Linked DNA regions of Mus musculus: region 1 is linked to region 2. A link is a contact called in ENCODE Hi-C or POLR2A ChIA-PET data. All regions are on one chromosome and are shown on one strand. Each heading gives the region's core, a stretch centred on a gene start or an enhancer-like site at or near the end of the contact. The rest is flanking DNA. Distances are from core to core; before and after follow the strand shown.

What was found. Hi-C counts contacts between places; a loop is a spot of excess contacts on that map. ChIA-PET counts read pairs that join two places held with the same protein, here RNA polymerase II (POLR2A).
Region 1: a loop to region 2 is called in a map of heart, with 6 times the contacts of the local background. The contact joins the promoter of Tmem30a here to the promoter of Cox7a2 in region 2. A Hi-C loop is called at or near these places in 12 of 37 maps with a recorded cell type or tissue (T-helper 2 cell, adrenal gland, gastrocnemius and 3 more). POLR2A ChIA-PET finds 5 or more read pairs at or near these places in 3 of 5 experiments (Patski and embryonic stem cell).

Annotation. Positions count from the first base shown.
Region 1 is chr9:79,791,185-79,797,372 of GRCm38, forward strand. Tmem30a (transmembrane protein 30A) reads right to left here and starts at 2,246. Exons shown (of 7, transcript NM_133718.4): 1 at 1,790-2,246. The coding sequence starts at 2,026. It overlaps 4930429F24Rik (RIKEN cDNA 4930429F24 gene), which reads left to right and starts at 2,457. Exons shown (of 3, transcript NR_040734.1): 1 at 2,457-2,681; 2 at 4,556-4,701.
Region 2 is chr9:79,756,241-79,761,977 of GRCm38, forward strand. It overlaps Cox7a2 (cytochrome c oxidase subunit 7A2), which reads right to left and starts at 3,613. Exons shown (of 4, transcript NM_009945.3): 1 at 3,400-3,613; 2 at 2,250-2,339; 3 at 37-121. The coding sequence starts at 3,417. It also overlaps the pseudogene Gm51685.

The sequences.
Region 1 (6,188 bases), core at 996-3,495, 34 kb after region 2:
TTTAAAGGAGATGGTGCAAAGGTCTAATGCTTAGGAGGTATCCCATTATCTTTCCTATCATCTCAGTAAGGGTCATGATGTAGTGTGAGAGTTTACACCTTGGAATCAGGACATTAACACTCCCAACAGTCCAGCCATCCCTCAGGCTGGTCCTTAGCTCTCATCTCCTGCTGATGGGTCATAACGCACATCTATTTTGCATCTAAGTGTAAAATCTTAGAAGAAATTCATTATCCTATTTATTTTAGAGATGAAGAAACTAACCTTCAGAGAAAGTAAGTCAATTACCCCCCCTGAAATCTAATTAAAGCTGCAGAGCTCAGGGTTTAGGTATGACAGGGAACAGAAGTGTTTTACATCCGAGAAGTTTTTTTTTTTTTTTTTAAAACATTCTGTACGTTTGTATAGTTTTCTCCAGTTGAGCATACCTAATCTCAAACTCTACAATCCAAAATATTCTAAAATCAAAACTTTTCTCCTGCCCAACCTGTTTGGCCCAGAGCTTCATTTACATTTTGGAGCATTTTGGGCTACCTTTGAGTATATCACAAGGCTAAAACCACGAAGATAAAATATATACCAAAAACATACGCTGTGAGCTTGCTCTAGTCAAAATAAAATTTAATAAAAGATTTTTAAAATACACTCTAGATACTATTCTTACTGTCATTAATACTGAAGCACTGTGCAGTTAAAATATATATATATATGTGTGTGTGTGTGTATGTATGTATATATATATATATATATATATATATATATATAAACCAGCTTACTTTAGTAAACTGAACAAAGTCACCAAAGTCCCTAGCTAAAATGACTGGGGACGTCCAATTAAATGTAGTATTTATTTTTAAATTAAGTACACAAAAATATATCTTTACAACAGAAGAAAGCAAGGTTACTCAACATCGATCTTGCCAGTTCAAACAGATGAAAACTCCCTTAATTTGATGGAGGACTTGTGGACGTCCAATACTGTCCGCCACACAGTACTCACATCCTGCTATAAACCCATCTTTACTGATGCGGACGGATAAAAATGCAGTGATTACTGCACCAACACAAATCAAAATGTTTCCCTCAGTAGAGTGTTTCTATCACATCTAAGTAGGATATTCCAAAAAAAAAAAAGTAATGCCAGTGAAATCGTTTATAGCTAGTTTCCAACTTATTTCGTGTGGAATCATTGATATGCATATTTTAAAAATCAAGCAGGAGGAATTAGGACCACTGTGGGGCATAATTAGAAATGAATACCGCCTAAAAACAAACCAGAACTGAAGTTTCATGCCTTTAACTATATCGTGGCCAACAACTAAAAATATCTAATTAGCTCAAAATCAAAGTTACTTGTGTGCGCTCTGTATGACTTAATTTCTTCACAGAAGAATCAATACCTTTATTGACTCCGGGTCCTACACCCAACCAATTTGTTAATCTCTGTGTCCCAGAATAACCCCCGCCCAAATAACAACAGTCTGCCCCTGTGAGTTGCCTCAGAGTTAAACACGTAAATCTAACTCTTTTTCCTCTTATCTCCTCCTAAAAGACATTCACTCTACCTCTCGGAAACCCACGCAAAGCGCCTCCAAAAAAAGTCTCGTCCACCCGACATTCTAGCTGTATTCATTCCATTTCCAGCCAGGTAAACCGAGAGCCAAAGGAAGCGAGCCCACAAAACTGCAAACTCAGAAAAGCCACAGAAGAAACCGAGAAGGCACCAGAGGGCGGGGCCCGCCTGTCACCTTCTGGGAGCCGGGGGATCACTGCCACGCCCCTCCCTCACCTCGATCTCACGGATGTTGTTGGAGGTGACGAAGATGCCGATGCCGATGGGGATGAAGATGAGGCCGATGATGAAGAAGGTGGGCAGCACCGTGCCGGCCGTGAGGATGGGCTGCCAGGCGGGTAGCCGTTGCTGTTTGAAGGCCGTGTTATCCGGCCTCCGGGTCTTGGCGGCGCCCCCGGGAGGACCCGCGGGCCCGCCGTCCACCTCATCCTTCGCGCTATAGTTCATCGCCATCGGCCCCCGGGCTTCGGCTCGGCCACGTCCAGCTGGGCCGCCCAGGGGACTTGCGTGCCGCCGACCCTGACAGGAGACGCGCAGTCACCGCTGCCGCTACCGCCTCCGCCACCCGCGCCGCCACCGGGGAGGCGGAAGAGGCGGGACACGCTTCTGCGGCCGGCCGCTGACCGGAAGCGGGCGTCTTTAGGAGACGCCCCAGGGAGGGAGAGAGAGGAAATGGGGAGATGATTGAGGGACGAGGGGAGGGGAGGGGGAGGAGGATGGAAGGGGGAGGAAAAAGACGGACGCACCCTGATCATCTGCCCTGTGACGACAAAGTGAGGGCTTTAGGCCGGGCGCGCGGCTACGTGAGCGCATGCGCGGCCCGGAGCGACGTCTGCGCACTAGGACGGTAGCGTCTTCGCTTCCCCGGGAGGACGCTTCTGTTGGCGCACACTTCCTGTTGTGGTTATCATGGAGACTTCTGGAGCCGTCAGGTCGGACTCGGTGACCTGGGCTACCTGTAATTTCGGCGCCGGGTTGACTTTTCTTATGACGCCTACGCCTCTTCTGAAGGGAGTTGTAGCGTCCTGGAGTCCACATGTTTAAAAGGATGCAGATCCCTATTGAATTTTAACTCGCCACTCAGTGTGCCTCTATGAATTTAAGTGAGGTATAACATGCGACCCATTTGATATAATAATAATAATAATGATGATGATGATGATGATGCAACCTAGTTTAGCCCTAATCCCTCGCTTCTGATCGATTTTCATTTATTTTTCTGTCTACTTCACATTGGTTTGGGAAGGTTATTGTAAAACATGACAGTGATTCTTTTTTTTTAAACTTGGTAATCAAAAACCAGAACATAATACCACTTGTTTAAAAAGGGGTATTAGTTTTAACCTGCCAAGGAAATTCTCGTTGAGACTATGTGTAATGTCAGCCCTTGAAAGGTAAAGGCAGAGTAATTGAAATTACAAGGCCAGTCTGAGCTACTTAAGAGGCCAGCAGGAAATCCATAGAGAACCTGTCTCAATAAATAAACAATAATTAGTAACTCAAAGACACCAAAGCAGTACAGAGAATACAAAGTGTAGAATTCAACTATAAAGCGTAAGATGCTAACCTCCATTGATTGACTGTAGGCAGGATTTTTTCTTTTCTATATTTTACAAATTTTCTTTTATAAGTGTGTAATTTTGCAAATTTACAAAAAAAATGATTATATAGCATCTACATTTTGAAATTGTGTTTGAAATCCAGACTATCTGACAGTACCTACTTTTAAAAAGTCTTTGTCTACAGTTTTGACTTGCTCCAGTATGTTCTTCTGTGATCTTGGATTTCCCGGCCCCGGGTTTTCCAGACAGGGTTTCTCTGTGTAGACCAGGCTCCCCTCAAACTTGTATAAATCCTCTTGCCTCCTGGGTGTTGTAATTAAAGGCCTGGGCCACCACAGCCTAGCTGATCTCAAATTCTTAAGGCCTCTAGAATCCTTAGGTTTGTATCTTGCTTTAGCAGCCTAAGTTTACCTTCAACCCCATTCAAATGGAAAAGAGTCTGTCATAGAGAGGCTTAGCCTGTTGTCTTAAACGTTCTGTTGGGTAAAATGTTCATCACAGTGTTGGGGATAATCATGGAGTCCTTTTTCTTTCTTTTTCCCCACTCCTGTTTAGATTATCACAGTTAGATGTGTTAGTTCCTTTATTTCTACTCTAGAACTCGGTTTAAATAGTGCTACAACTGAACCTTCAACATACAATTGAAAATATTCAGGGGAAAAAATTGCTTCTGAGCTAGTAAACACGGAGACAATTTCTCATCATTATCTTTTAAGTGGTTATTTCCATTGTACTAAGCAGTATAAATAATATAATCAGGAGACAGTTTGAAGGGTGTGGGGGAGATACATAGGTCATTTACAAGAGCTGCATTTTGTATAAGAGATTTGAGCACCTGAGGTTGTATCCACAAGTTTCTGGGACCTCTCCAGGATGCTGCAAGACACCTTAGTTTGCTTTAAAGCTTTGTTGCTGTTGTTGCAGGAGCAGTGATCTGATGGTTCTTGGTGTGCTTACCTACTTCCTGTTTCCTTTGGTTTGCTCAGAGCAAAGATTAACTGTCTCAGTTTTACTAAAAACTTCACTGGGGACTGGGTGATGATTACACACATTTCCTCCCAGCACTCCAGAGGCGGAGGCAGACAGATTTCTGTGAATTCAAGGCCAGTCTGGTCTATGTGAATTCCAGGACAGCCAGAGCTACACAATAAGTCCTTGTCTCAAAAGGTATCCTTTTTGTTTGTTTGTTTATTTGTTTTTGTTTTTGTTTTTCGAGACAGGTTTTCTCTGTGTAGCCCTGGCTGTCCTGGAACTTACTCTGTAGACCAGGCTGGCCTCGAACTCAGAAATCTGCCTGCCTCTGCCTCCTGAGTGCTGGGATTAAAGGTGTGCACCACCACACCCAGCCTTGTGTGACATTTCTTAATGCTATCAGATCAATAATCTGAAATGTATGTTTCATATAGTTTTCATTTTTTAGTTCAGTTACTACATTATGCCACTATGTCAGAAAGGAAGAAGAAGGAGAAGGAGAAGGAGAAGAAGAAGAACTTTGATAAATTAAGGAATGGAGAAAAGAAACCTAAAACAGTTGTTTTACTATTTGGCCAAAGTTCACACAGGTTTGTATGTCAGGCTCCTTCAGTACCTCAAGCTGCTTTAGTTCTCTATCATCTAAGCATACCCAAGGGTTTGTTTGAGTCTACAGCTTAATATTGCCTAGGAAAGTTAAACCTGAGAGCCACAGTTCTTAGAACATACCCTCACCCAAGACGTAGTTTCTTTGTGTAGCCCTGGCTGTCCTGAAACTCTGTGGATCAGGCTCTAAAAATTCAGAGATTAATCTGCCTCAATCTCCTGAGTTCTGGGATTAAGATGTGCTGAGAGAAAGTCCTTAATAATTTGAATACTTTTCAGTATCCTTTTGTTCCACTCCCATTCAGTTAGAGACTTCAGTGGAATAATATTTAAGGCACACCTAATGATTTTTAGAAGGGCCATGTAGACTTTGTGTGATACATTTAGTCTCCTAAATTATTTATTACACCAGAGAGTCATCTAAACTGGGTTTTAAAACTAAAAAAATTAAACATTAATCTTTTGTTAGCCAAGTGGTGGTAGCCTATGTCTTTCAGGATAGCCAGGACTACACAGAAAAACCCTGCCTGGAAAAATAAAAACAAAAAACAAGCAAACCTCCTCGGTAGCTGGTCATGATGATGCACACTCAAAAATCCAGCACTTGAGAGGCAGGGGCAGGAAACCAACGTCAGCCTGACTGCATGGAATCTTGACTTAAAAATAAGAACAAAAACAAACAAAAGAAACCCTTTCCCTGGTTTTCCCGTAGAGTGCTTATTAACTCTTAAAGTTGAACATTTAAGAGACCTTTCATCCTCACACTGAGTGAGAGTTCGTCTGATTGGCCTGAAGTCACTGCTGTTGCGGGCTCTTGTGTAACCAGTCAACAATCAGAAGTACTAGTCAAACAAGATATTTCAAGGAAGGACAATGACACCAACTTCCAGAAATTCGAGGAGACAGCCTACTAACTTAGTTTTAAGAATAAGGTTTCATTTCTCTAAATGAAAGAATATACCCCCAGTGGGACCTCAGAATCCACATCTTCTGTTGCTTAGGGTCTCTCAGTTAATTATATCCCCAAGGGCTCATCAATTATAGATAAAAGCTTAGCCTCAAAAATAGTGCCATCTCTAGGTTGACAGCCAGCTGACATCTGTTACAGGCATAACAGAGAAATTAATTATTTAAAGGAGAGTGGGATGGGAAAAGAAAGAGGCTTAGCTTATTCTATGAAAATCATAGGGGCAGAAAAAAATCATACCTTTAAAAATGTTCTCTCACGGCAGACCAGTTTTTGACGTAAACTTAACATTTTTTCCATTTTGATATGTTTTAGATTGTTAGACGTCCTAACAGTGGGAAGTATATATTTTTTTGGTTGAGTTACTGTTTCCTCTGAAATTATTTTAAAATAACTCCTAATTCATCTGAGCTCAAGGGGACCTCCACCTACCTCCACCCCTGCCCTTACCATCTAGTACTGAAAGATACCTACTTCCATCTATCTGTCTTACTAGATAGAGCTCAAG
Region 2 (5,737 bases), core at 2,363-4,862:
TACTCTTGACTTGTAAACCCTCAAAAGATGTCTTACCACCAAGCGTCAGAGCCATTGTGGCTCTGTAGAGGAGGGCATCAGATGCCCCGCCTTTCAGATGAACTGGCATCCCATTATCCTCCTGGTTAAAAAAAAACAAAAAACAAAAACCAGACATTGATACATGTATCACCTGCTTCCAGTTAAAAGTCAGGATATTAATTATTCATATAAAGCCAACAGCTACAGATACTCACAGAATTTAAAAGGCTTACAACTTTTATCCTTTCTCTACCACTACTTTAAATTTACAAACTTGTAAAAGACAGCATCGTTTTCAAGCTAATTTGAGACCTAATGAGGTGTTTTTGAGGACAAACCAGAGCAATAAAATATATTCCTTGAATTCAACAATGTAAATATAAGATACTGGCCAGTCAATCTCCAGGAAGATTTTTTTCCCCTTACCAAATGGGGCCGGGGGCTCTGACTTATAACACTAGTCTATCATCTTTTTTGTTTGTTTTGTTTTTCGAGACAGGGTTTCTCTGCGTAGCCCTGGCTGTCCTGGAACTCACTTTGTAGACCAGGCTGGCCTCAAACTCAGAAATTCGCCTGCTTCTGCCTCCTGAGTACTAGAATTAAAGGTGTGAGCCACCACGCCAGGCTACTAGTCTATCATCTTATATCCACTTAAGAATCTTGTTTTTATGTAGCATATATAATACTTTACTACTTGAAATTTTGCATAGGGAAAAATTATACAGCACAATAAAACTGTTCCAATCTGCAGGGCCTCTCTTCAAGACATACCACCCAAAACAGTTATGGCATACATCTCTACTGTTAATGCTTATTATTTACCAATTCTTTTACCTTATATGTACTAATATACAAAACGGCACTGTGCTATGTAATGATGTTAGACATTTATACTCTGTTTTAATTCTCTCTTCAATGAGTACATAATATTCTATCGGGAAAAAAAGAATGTCTGAACTACATTACTCAACCCTCCAATAATTTATAGGTTGGGTTAAAATCCTTTTTCAAGTTCCTTATGCTCATGCACAGAGTCTACACAAGTATCTGAGAGAAGGCTTCTTAACTAATAGACTTGTTTACAGTATTTCCAGTACCAGCTAAACTTCTGTCTCTAATGCATACACTGCTCAGCTTGTAAAAAGCCTGTGACTGATGCTATCTTTCTCCCATACCTGGCAAACATTCTATTTTAAATATTTCTACTTATATGGCAAGGAGTGAGGTTACCACTCATTTCTGTTTGCTCTGAAAAGACTGCTCCAATAACTGCCAGAGAAGCTACAGTTTTGGTTTTTTTGTTTGTTTGTTTTTTTGATTCTAAGAACATTTAAAGTCAGGGCAGAATAGCCTTAAATCTACAAAACCGAAAAGATAATGACAGGGTCACAACCATCTCTTGGTGACACTGACACGGTCAAGCTGGTATATAAAAAATTTGTGTCCAGAAAGGGGCTTCATAGCTTTGAAGGCAAGAGCACATGGCAGAACTTCTGTTCCACCAGTGCATGGGGCCAGCAGTGGTCCTCCATCTCGATAGCCAGAGAAATCATATTCTGTCCCCATGAAATGGCATTCTCCAAACCTCTGCAGCTTCCAATCCACTAGCTAGGATGCAGGAGTTAGGGCAGGAGCAGAATACAAGGCTAACTAAGTGTCAGTCAGAACTGCAATGCCTGCCACATTCCACAGAAATCTTCATCTCGCGCCCTGACAGCTATAGTGAGATCATACATTTCTTACAAATCTGCAATTCTTTGAGTACCAGTGACACAACCATACCTAAGCTGCACATCTGTTTCTTCTCCTTCAGCAATAAAGCGTGTATTTTTAGATCTTGGTTGTTCTCCTGGGGGGGGGGGGTGTCTTTTGATGTTTCCTTAGAAGCCTTCCCCACTTAAAATTATTTACTGTACTCTTCCCTGCAGGTATGCTACACCCTGTAACAATTCCTGCTTATTTTTTGTTTCTGGACTCTTTTTTATGGTTTATGCAATTATTCCCCCAAAGATTACCAATTCATCAAATCACACACACAATTCACTGGCTTCTGCATTTTTCCCACCTCCCTGAGCACCTCTTAGACACAGCAAATAATCCTCCTTACGATAAAAAAAAAAAAAAAAAAAAAAAAAAAACCTTGAGAGCCTCTAAGAAGCAGATCCTCTGGACTTACTCTACCGTGCCAGCTCTGTTACAATTAACAATCACATAGAACACTTCAGTACCTGAAACAGCTTTTGTTTCTCTGGAACCTTGTTTTCAAAATGCCTTCGTGAAGTGGTGCTGATGGTCCTCTGGGCAATCTGACGAAGGGCCTGAAACAGAAAATTCACATGCATCGAACAAGACCTAAGAGTCCAAAGAAACCTGTAAAGGCAACTTCCAACCCTTCACACTGAAAGGAAGCTGAGATTTAAAGCATTATCGAACTTGTCAGTACTATCCAAGACTAGCATCCAGATTTTCTACATGTTGTCTATTCTCTGCTCTGTGCTTCATGTTACATATCATAGTCTTCAGAAACCATGACCTATATATAACCTGTGCCTGAAATTAATCAGTAGTATTTTATAGAACAAAACATGCTGATATACAGAAAAATAAATGATATAGACATCTTATAAGTTCTAACATTTTCATTTAATATTTGCCTATGTCAAAAATCTATTCCTGGCAGGGTAGTGGAGGCTCAAGACTTTAATCGCAGCACTAGGGAGGCAGAGGCCATGCTAGTCTACAGATTTAGTTCCAGGATAGCCAAGGCACTGAAAAATTACTTTGCAGTGGAGGGCACATGCTAGAACACTCCTGGACATCTAAGAAAAATGTAATTGGTGTTAAGTCTTAATTGTGTTAAACGATTACAAAATAAAATCAAAACACACCTTTTTAAATTTTGGAGAAATATTCACCAAGTGTTAAAGGTAATTCTGAATCGTCATTACACTTCAATCATGAAACCCATTAAATCCCAACTAAAACTGTACAATTTAGTTCTTTGGCTTACTTCTTTGAATCAGGTAAAATTTTATCTTTTCACTATGATACAAAACAAAATGACAACAAAAAGCCACCTTCCACCTAGGTTTTCCAGGTGTCCAAGATCCCCCCACTGGAGCCTACGTCAGAGCTACAGTCATAGCCATAAGCAACGGTAAGCTGTAGTGACCAAGAACCAAATGCGATCCTGCTCTTCCCTCTACGACTACCCAGAAACAGCCAGGGGCGAGTGGACGGAAGGTCAGGGAAAAGGACGCGCGGCCAAGGTGACTCCGGCTGCTGTCTTCTGCCACATTTCCAGCACGCCTTTCTGTCAGGATGCCTGACCCTCCGCCCCGACACTCCAGTACCAGCCAAACCCCCAAAGCTACCTACCAGCAGATTCCGCAACATCTTGGCTCGGTTGTTACCCACCAACCGCGACTACTGAACGCCAAAAATCGAAAGCCACCAGACCGGAAACGGAACTCCCTCCTAGCGCTGCGCGCGCGTCGAGCAAGAGGGCTCGTTCCGGGAAGAGGAGGGGCTCGCGCTCCCGACCATAGAGAGCGGAAGGCGAGCCAGAGCGACTTCTCGCAGCGGCCCGTCTAGCCTCCGGACCTCCGAAGCTATCCTTACCACTTGGCTCCGCCCTGCCGCGCCTGCCGCCGGACCCAGAATCACAATGGAAAGCAAACGCCACCCGCAATGGAGAGGCGTGAAGTCTTGCAGCCCTCTTCATACGCTCTGGTGAAGTCAGTGGACAACCAGACTACCCGGAAAGTAGCTTGTCTTGTGAGAAGGCTTTGAGCCATTGTTTACAGTCTGAAGGAACAATGGATGTCAAAGCTACGTCGTACAAGCTTAAATATTCAAAAGCTCCTCTTAATACGGATAGAGTCCAGTTTTAGGGTTTGTCTTCCACAGATGAAAGTGGGAGGCGTTAGTCTTTGTGCTGAGATCATATAGGAACGACCGATGTTGGCATCCACAGGTATGCCAACCTGTGGATCTTCTGCTAAACTCCTTGTGCTGGAAGCTCTTCCTGTGTCCCCAGACTGGAACTGGCTGACTTCGTTATTGAGTCTGGGAAAACGCTGAAAAGAGGGGAATACATTTTTAAATCCACGTTCAACACAAATATCGACTGTGTCGTGCTTTCTCAGATCCGCAGCACATTTCACTCCTGGATGGAGCTGTCAGAAGTGCGCGTATTTTACAGATAGGCTGTTAGCATTTTGCATCAGTCTTGCATAACTATTCCTCCTTACAACTGCCTTTATTCTTCTGCACACTAATGTACAAGTAAAAATAATCTACTCAACAATACAAATGTCTTTCCACCCTTTTGCAAACTCAGAAACGACTTCATTGCCATTTCAGGTAAAAGCTAATGATAAACGGGTTCCACAGTGTTGCGTGAATAAAAACTGGTAATGCTTAATTCCTTCAAATCTTGGGGTACTTTTTTCTTCATAACCTACTGTACCCCCAACACAGTCTAAATTTTCTTCCTTACCAAGTTTATAAACACCCATTATAACTGACTTTTTTTCTACCACCTCTTAATTATTCAATGTACCATCGAGCATAATTACCAACAGCTGGGGATGGGGAGTTTTGTTTTTTTTTTTTTTTTGTTTTGTTTTTTACATTTATTGTCTGTAATTGGAATTCGTTAAAGTTTGTGCTGCTGTCGCTGTTTCACCACAGGATATAAGTTTTCCCAGAACCGACTGTATACTTACCATTCCCCTAACACTAATAAAAATGGGCCTACTAGGGGGGCTGGTGAGATGGCTCAACGGGTAAGAGCGCTGACTGCTCTTCTGAAGGTCCTAAGTTCAAATCCCAGCAACCACATGGTGGCTCACAACCACCCATAATGAGATCTGATTACCTCTTCTGGTGTGTCTGAAGTCAGCTACTTACATATAATAATAAGTAAATCTTAGAAAAAAATAGGCCTACTAACCAACACTAAGTGCATACTGTTTGACATTCCTAGGAATAGTGACTGTCCAAGAAGAACCAAGAGTTTACATTAAAACTACCTATAACAGCGTTGTCACTTAGGGCAGTACAATTTTCTCTTTACTGGACCACTCCATCTACAGACACATTCCATTTTAAAAAGGAAAGGACACATATGAAACAAAACAGTGTTTCTATCCCATTCTCTCCAGAATAAAAGCAGACTTCTGCAACTTGTGTGCCCCTCCTTTTGTGTTAGTCTTTTCCAAAATCACTTCTTAGGCAAGCTTCTGCATTATCAGCCACGGATATCACAGGTGCTCATTCCCCCAGAGTACATTTTAATTTGGAAATAAACTATCAAGGCAAAGGGAGCAACATGAGTGTGGAATGCGAGCCTTTTAAGGAGGTTTCCACACACCACTCTCCTAAGAGTCCTCTTGCACGTTGATCCTTAGTTTCTGCTTGACTCCTCATCCTACCAACACCAAAATTTCAACATACCTTTCCCTAATTCATACTAAACTATTTATACTTTCATTTTTTAATCTCTTAAAGTCTCTGCAATTTCCCCCAAACATTAACATTTTTCTACCAAACCCTACAATCAAATTCTATCTGTACAACTTCAGAATCTTATCTGACCATTTATGATCTGTAACATCACCACTGCAGGCCAAGCCAGCAACATCTTGTGATTTTATTTCTGCAAAAGTCTTAATTTGTTTCGATCTTCATCTTCTGTCACTGTTGTTTCCCA